Regions from separate parts of the Homo sapiens genome. Here region 1 is linked to region 2. Evidence: chromatin loops called from intact Hi-C (ENCODE). Cell type or tissue: dorsolateral prefrontal cortex. All regions are shown on one strand. Each heading gives the region's core, and the rest is flanking DNA. Links, peaks and the distances in the headings are about the cores only. Region 1 overlaps LINC01671 (long intergenic non-protein coding RNA 1671). Region 2 has its middle 4.4 kb from the start of LINC01668.

What was found. Peaks named below come from ENCODE experiments on the same cell type or tissue, not always from the same donor. Only the 100,000 strongest peaks of a DNase experiment are listed, where the experiment ranks them.
Region 1: it touches region 2 in a loop (2.0-fold over the local background); 2 of 110 quality-filtered maps call a loop at or near these places.

Annotation. Positions count from the first base shown.
Region 1 is chr21:42,603,878-42,606,781 of GRCh38, reverse strand. The region is part of intron 1 of LINC01671 (long intergenic non-protein coding RNA 1671); the gene reads left to right. Among named protein-coding and RNA genes, the nearest start is that of LINC01671, 9.8 kb to the left of the region's middle. In dorsolateral prefrontal cortex, for the core only: no CTCF peak of the experiment used is centred there; no DNase peak of the experiment used is centred there.
Region 2 is chr21:42,782,907-42,785,810 of GRCh38, reverse strand. No RefSeq gene overlaps it. Among named protein-coding and RNA genes, the nearest start is that of LINC01668, 4.4 kb to the right of the region's middle. RefSeq lists enhancers at 1,979-2,700, 2,701-2,904. In dorsolateral prefrontal cortex, for the core only: no CTCF peak of the experiment used is centred there; a DNase peak (open chromatin) is centred at 1,744; H3K27ac peaks cover 1,083 bases; H3K27me3 peaks cover 956 bases.

The DNA.
Region 1 (2,904 bases), core at 314-2,813, 180 kb after region 2:
AAAGTGCTGGGATTACAGGCTTGCACCACTGCGCCCGGCTTGCTTATTGCTTTACGGCCTCTGCTCTCTGTAAAACTTCTCAGTCGAGAACCCTGTCTGTTTCTCTGTTTGCTTCTGTCTGTCCCTCTTTCCTCTTGCAACCTTCAATGACACATGAGGACCTAAACAAGGAAATTTCTGACAGCCTAGGATCCTTGGGGAACAGGGAAAAGGCACCAGTCTCCTCTCTTTGGGAGGAACCTGTTTTTCCTCGTGGCATCCTAGGTTGTAAGCAGACAGGTTCCCCTCAGGTCTAGGGCTCTGCTCTCTTGTACTGTGTTACTGGGCTCGCTGGCTGTTTGTAGGGCACTAGAGACTGCTTGGCACTGTGAGAGGACTTGACCTTGATGTGTGTGATGGCTGGTGGTTGATGGCGGGTGAAAGCCATAGTGTTGGAGGTGGCTCAGGACAGTCGTGCAATGGAAACGATCATTGATACGGGGGTACTTGGGTGTTTGCACGTTTGAATAAGAAAGTCGTGGTTTAGGTCCTAAAACCTGCATGCTTTCTTGGTCCTGGTCCTTAAAGGGCTCTACCTTAAAGCCAGTAATCTAATTAAGAAACAAGCTAAATTGAAAAGACCGCCTATCCAACGAATCAGCCTTCAACACGCTTTGTAAAGGAAATGTACATCTTTAGAGGGAATCTCCATTTGTAAGGGCGTGTCTGTCTCCGTACTGAAACCACTAGAAACTTTCTCTATGGAGAAGACAATGGCTTAAAGTCTACATAACAGACCTTGCTTTTGCTTAGATTGAAGTTCTGTTCCTTTCTACCTGTTTCCCCAGAGTCCTGTCTTGGGAGATGCAGATTTAGAATTTTCTCCCTAACATTTGTTTAGGGCATGAAACAGGAAATCAAGAGATTAATAGTCTAAAGTGAGGGAGAATCTTTAAAAAATGGCAAAAGAAAAATCTTATTAAATGTATAAGATCTGCTGCTGTGTCTGCTACGTCTACATATGTGTCATGCGTATGTGACACTTCGCTACTGTAGAAAGTAAAAAGTTTCCTCTTCAAAGTTTCCCTTCCTGTTAAAGAATAAATCATAAGTGTTAGAAATAATAGTTTCTTTTAAAGACTGACTTTCTTCAAGCCTCCTTGCTTTGTGCTAATAACTCTTTGTTAAGCCCTATCCTATGTAGCTGTTGGACATGCTCACAGGCACGTTCCAGCTCACAGCCTATGCCCCTTCCTTATTTGGAAATGTTATTGCTTCTTTAAATCTTTCATAAGCAACTTCCTCCTTTCCTTTGTTCTCCCTTTGCCTTTACCTATTTAAGAAAGTTTTAGGTTGTTAGCAAGTCGAGTGTCAGTTTAGACTGTGAGGTTCGGCTCCAGCCAATGGATGCAGGACACAGCAGTAAGGATGACCCAAATACGTAAGGGATAAATACATCTGCTTTTCCTTTGTTTGGTGTACTCTTGTGGCAAGACTGCTGGTGAGTGTACCCTTTCTGCAGAAAGTGAAAATTGCCTTGCTGAGAGAATTAAATTTATGTTCAAGTGATATTTCTTTTTTTTTTTTTTTTTTGAGATGGAGTCTCGCTGTGTCGCCCAGGCTGGAGTGCAGTGGCGCGATCTTGGCTGACTGCAAACTCCGCTTCCCGGGTTCACACCATTCTCCTGCCTCAGCCTCCTGAGTAGCTGGGACTACAGGCGCCCACCACCATGCCCAGCTAATTTTGTATATTTTTAGTAGAGATGGGGTTTCACCGTGTTAGCCAGGATGGTCTCAATCTCCTGACCTCATGATCCGCCCCCCTCGGCCTCCCAAAGTGCTGGGATTATAGGCATGAGCCACCACGCCCAGCCCTCAAGTGCTATTTCTTTATGGCACCAGGGAACAAGCATTTTGCATTCCCAGCACTACCAAAATATATGAAGGAGAACATTTACATGCTTAAATCAAATATTTTATCAGAAAAATAGATGGTAGCTCGAATGCCTTTTAGCACATGTGATTTTGGTAATCTATGGTAAATAAAACCAGTTTCAAAATTCTCTTCAGGAATTTAAGATCTTAAAGTCATGTTATGTTAAATTAATCCTAGGGTTTTCAGCAGAAATTGGGATTACTCAGAGTGTGTTTGGTAAAGGTTATAAAAACGTGGTTTTTGCTGAAAGGAAAAGCAATTTTATGTAGAATAGAGGATATTTAAAGATTGTTTCAAAATGAAAGGAAGAGAATGCTGGGTTGGGCCTTGGGGCTGGACCAAGCTCAGATCTGGGTCTGTCTGAGCTCAGATGTGAGTCTGTCTGAGCTCAGATCACCAGCCTCAAAGCTACCCACAAACGGGAAAATTATGCCAGGAACAAAAGAAATTACCTTTGAGACCTGTAGTTACCAAGAAGATAGTCAATGTTCGGGAAGGGAAAAAGCAAGCGACTATTGAAACTAGAGGGGCGTGTGAAGGAATTGTTCCATTTTGTAGATCTGGATCATCAGCTCCCTGAAGAACCTTTATGAAAATGGATTGTGAGAGTGACTAATTTGGGAGCAGTGTCTCTGGTTTAAAATGCTGCAGAGGGAAAGAGCATGTTTGGGTTGATGCAGGACCCACACTCACCACTGAACAATGCAGCTGGGTATACACAATCCAGACACACAGGAGAGTATTCCTGAGGGAGCAGCCAGCCTGGGGAACCGGATAAAAGGCACTGGAAGGTCTGTTTACCCTGAGAAGGGACGGTCTGACTCCAATATAAATGCCAAGTGCAGCACCTCAGATGAAGCAGCTGGTTTCTTCTCATGGGTCTTACAGATGCTGATAAAAACATGAGGTTAGTTAAGAGCAGGGGAAAGGCAAAAGGAAGAGTCAGAATCCATCAAAGGGAAGTGGACATTTTTAAATGGTTATTTAAA
Region 2 (2,904 bases), core at 223-2,722:
AGCTTTTACTCTGTTCCCTGCGAGGTCTGGAAAACCGTGCCCAGGGTGCTTGCTTGGCATCTTTGCATGTTTCTGGCTTCCTTTCTCTTAGCTGGAAGCAGGGCTAGGTGAGTGGTATGTGCACGTCCTCACATAATGTACACACGTGCCCAGGCACACACATCACATGAATACACTTGCCTACCAGGGGACCCCCTTGTCCCCCAGCACAATCTGCCCTGTGGGTTTTGTCCTCCATGCTTCTTTAGGTTGGCAACCACAACTCACATCCACCCACTCATCCCACAAATGGTCACTGAACCCTTAGCATGTCCCAGCCACCTGGCCGCCCTGGGGAGTTCAGGATCCTAGGAAGGGAGGTTCTGCAGGGTGCCTATCTATACAGACACTTTGAACCACCCCAATTCAGCATGCCAGCACCATTCTGGTGGCCAATGTCCAGCGATCCCATGACAAACGTGGCCCTGGCTAGGGGACGTGCTCTGCTGCCAGTCACGGGTGCCTGAGTCCAGGAGTGCCTGGGGCTTCGGCTGACCCTGTCTGTCTGGGGTCCAGGTAGAAGGTTACAGCACATCTCAAAAGGTGGAATGTGGAGGAGCCCACGCATCCCTAACCAGATGAAACTGCCAGCCTGGCCGGTCTCGGGCCATTGGAGTCGGACTTGGAATTTTGGGGACCACCACAGGGCGGGGCCTGCGGCTGTCTGAGGGTGGCATCACAGGCATGCTGAGGTGTGGGGCTGGAGGAACCCCGGACAGAACAAGGAGTAGGGGAATGACAGACAGAACAAGCCAGCCATGTGGCGCGCATGGGGCCGGGACACCTACCTCCTCCTGCCGTTCGCCTGGGCTTTTCTGGTTTTTGTACCCAAAGTGGGGAGTGGGGGTGGGGTGGACTGGGGGTGGGGTCAGGTGAGATGAGGGTGGGGGTGGGGTGGGGTGGGGATGGGGTAGGGTGGGCTGGAGTGGAGGTGGGGTGGGGTCGGGTGAGATGAGGGTGAGGTAGGGGTGGGGTGGAGTAGGGGCGGGGTAAGGTGGGTTGGAGTGGAAGTGGGGTGAGGTGGGGTGAGGCAGGGGTGGGGTGGGGTAAAGGTGGGGTGGAGTAGGGGTGGGTGGAGTGGGGGTGTGGTGGGATGAGGGTGGGGTGGGGTGAGGTGGGGTGAGGTAGGGGTGAGGTGGGGTGAGGTAGGGGTGAGGTGGGGTGAGGTAGGGGTGAGGTGGAGTGGGGTAGGGTGGTGCTGCAGTTTCTGACAGGGCAGTCAGGAAAGGCCCCGCTGCCAACTTGGTCCCCCAGCCAGGTGGAGGACAGAATCTGCCCCCACCCTCCCACCAGGATTTCCTGGTCCTAATTCCTGGAACGTGTGAGCGTTGGCTCCCACAGCCAAAGCAACTTTGTAGATGTGATTAAACCCCGGACCTGAAGCGGGGGAGGCTGTGCCAGACTGCCCTGTGGGCCTGTATCACCTCGGGTCCTTTCGGGAGGGCAGCAGAGGAGGGCAGGGAGAGGCAGTGGAGAGGGAACGAAGGAGAGGGGAGGGGATGATAGGAGCAGAGGTTGGAATGATGGGCTTTGAACCAGAGGAAGAGGCCATGGGCGAGGCCATGGGCAAGGCCACAGAAAAGGCCAGGATGAATTTTCCTGCAGGTCCCTGGCAAGGAAGCAGTCCAGCTGGCACCTTGGCTTCAGTTCTGTGGCAGGGCCTGTGGGCTCCTGACGCCCAGGGCTGTCAGAGAGGGAATCTGTGGTGCTCCGTCGGCAATTGTTACAGCAACAACAGGAAACCAGCGCAAGCAGAGACCCGGAAGAGAGGGGGGTGGAGGAAGGGCGGCCGCCTTATGCAGCTCAGGCGGGGGCTGGAGAGTGGGGCTTCTGCCCTGCAGCCTGGGCTCTCTCAGCCCTGGAGGTCCGAAGCCGCAGATCGCAGATCGGGGTGGGATGGTCGGGTTCTGGGGAGGGTGCTGCTCCAGGCTGCAGGCGGTGCTGCTTTCGTGTGCATCCTCACGTGGCGGAACAGAGCTTCCTGGGGTCCCTTTTGCAAGGGGACCAGTCTCACGCTCCCCTCATGACCTCATCACCTCCCAAAGCCTCCACCTCCTAATACCTCGGGGGTTGGGATTTCAACATAGGAATGTGTGGGACACACAGACTTCAGCCTGTTGTAGCCTCCTGGATCACCTATTACGGGAGAAGATGTAATAGGACATAGAGTTAACTGCAAGGGATCAGAATCCAGAATTTAAAAAGAACTGTGATCTGATTGCTGGGTGAGGTGGCTCACGCCTGTAATCCCAGCACTTTTGGGAGGCCGAGGCGGGCGGATCGCCTGAGGTCAGGAGTTCAAGACCAGCCTGGCCAACACGGTGAAACCCCATCTCTAGTAAAAATACAAAAATTAGCTGGGCATGATGGCAGGTGCCTGTAATCCCAGCTACTTGGGAGGCTGAGGTGGGAGAATCGCTTGAACCCGGGAGGTGGAGGTTGCAGTGAACCGAGATCTTGCCACTGCACTGCAGCCTGGGCGACAGAGTGAGACTCTGTCTCAAAAACAAAAAACAAAAAACCAGAAAAAAACCTGCGATCAACTTGGAAAAGACAAACTGCCCCAGCAGAATGTGGGCAGAGGCCACCACATCACAGAAGAGGAAGCTGAATGGCCAATGAGCAGATCAAAAATCAAAGATCAGTCTCATTAGCCATCAGAGAAATGCCCGGGAGCCTCGGGTGGGGCCCCCACGCCCACCACGGAGGCGTGACTGATGCTGGAGGTGACAGGGTGGTGACCATGGACCGACACAGAGGGTGGGGGCAGGGGTTTTACAGCTGGCTTGTAGAGTGGACAGGCATGAGGAGCAGGCATGGGAGGGCGGCTTGGCAGTCCTGACAACCACGACAGTGCGAAGGTTG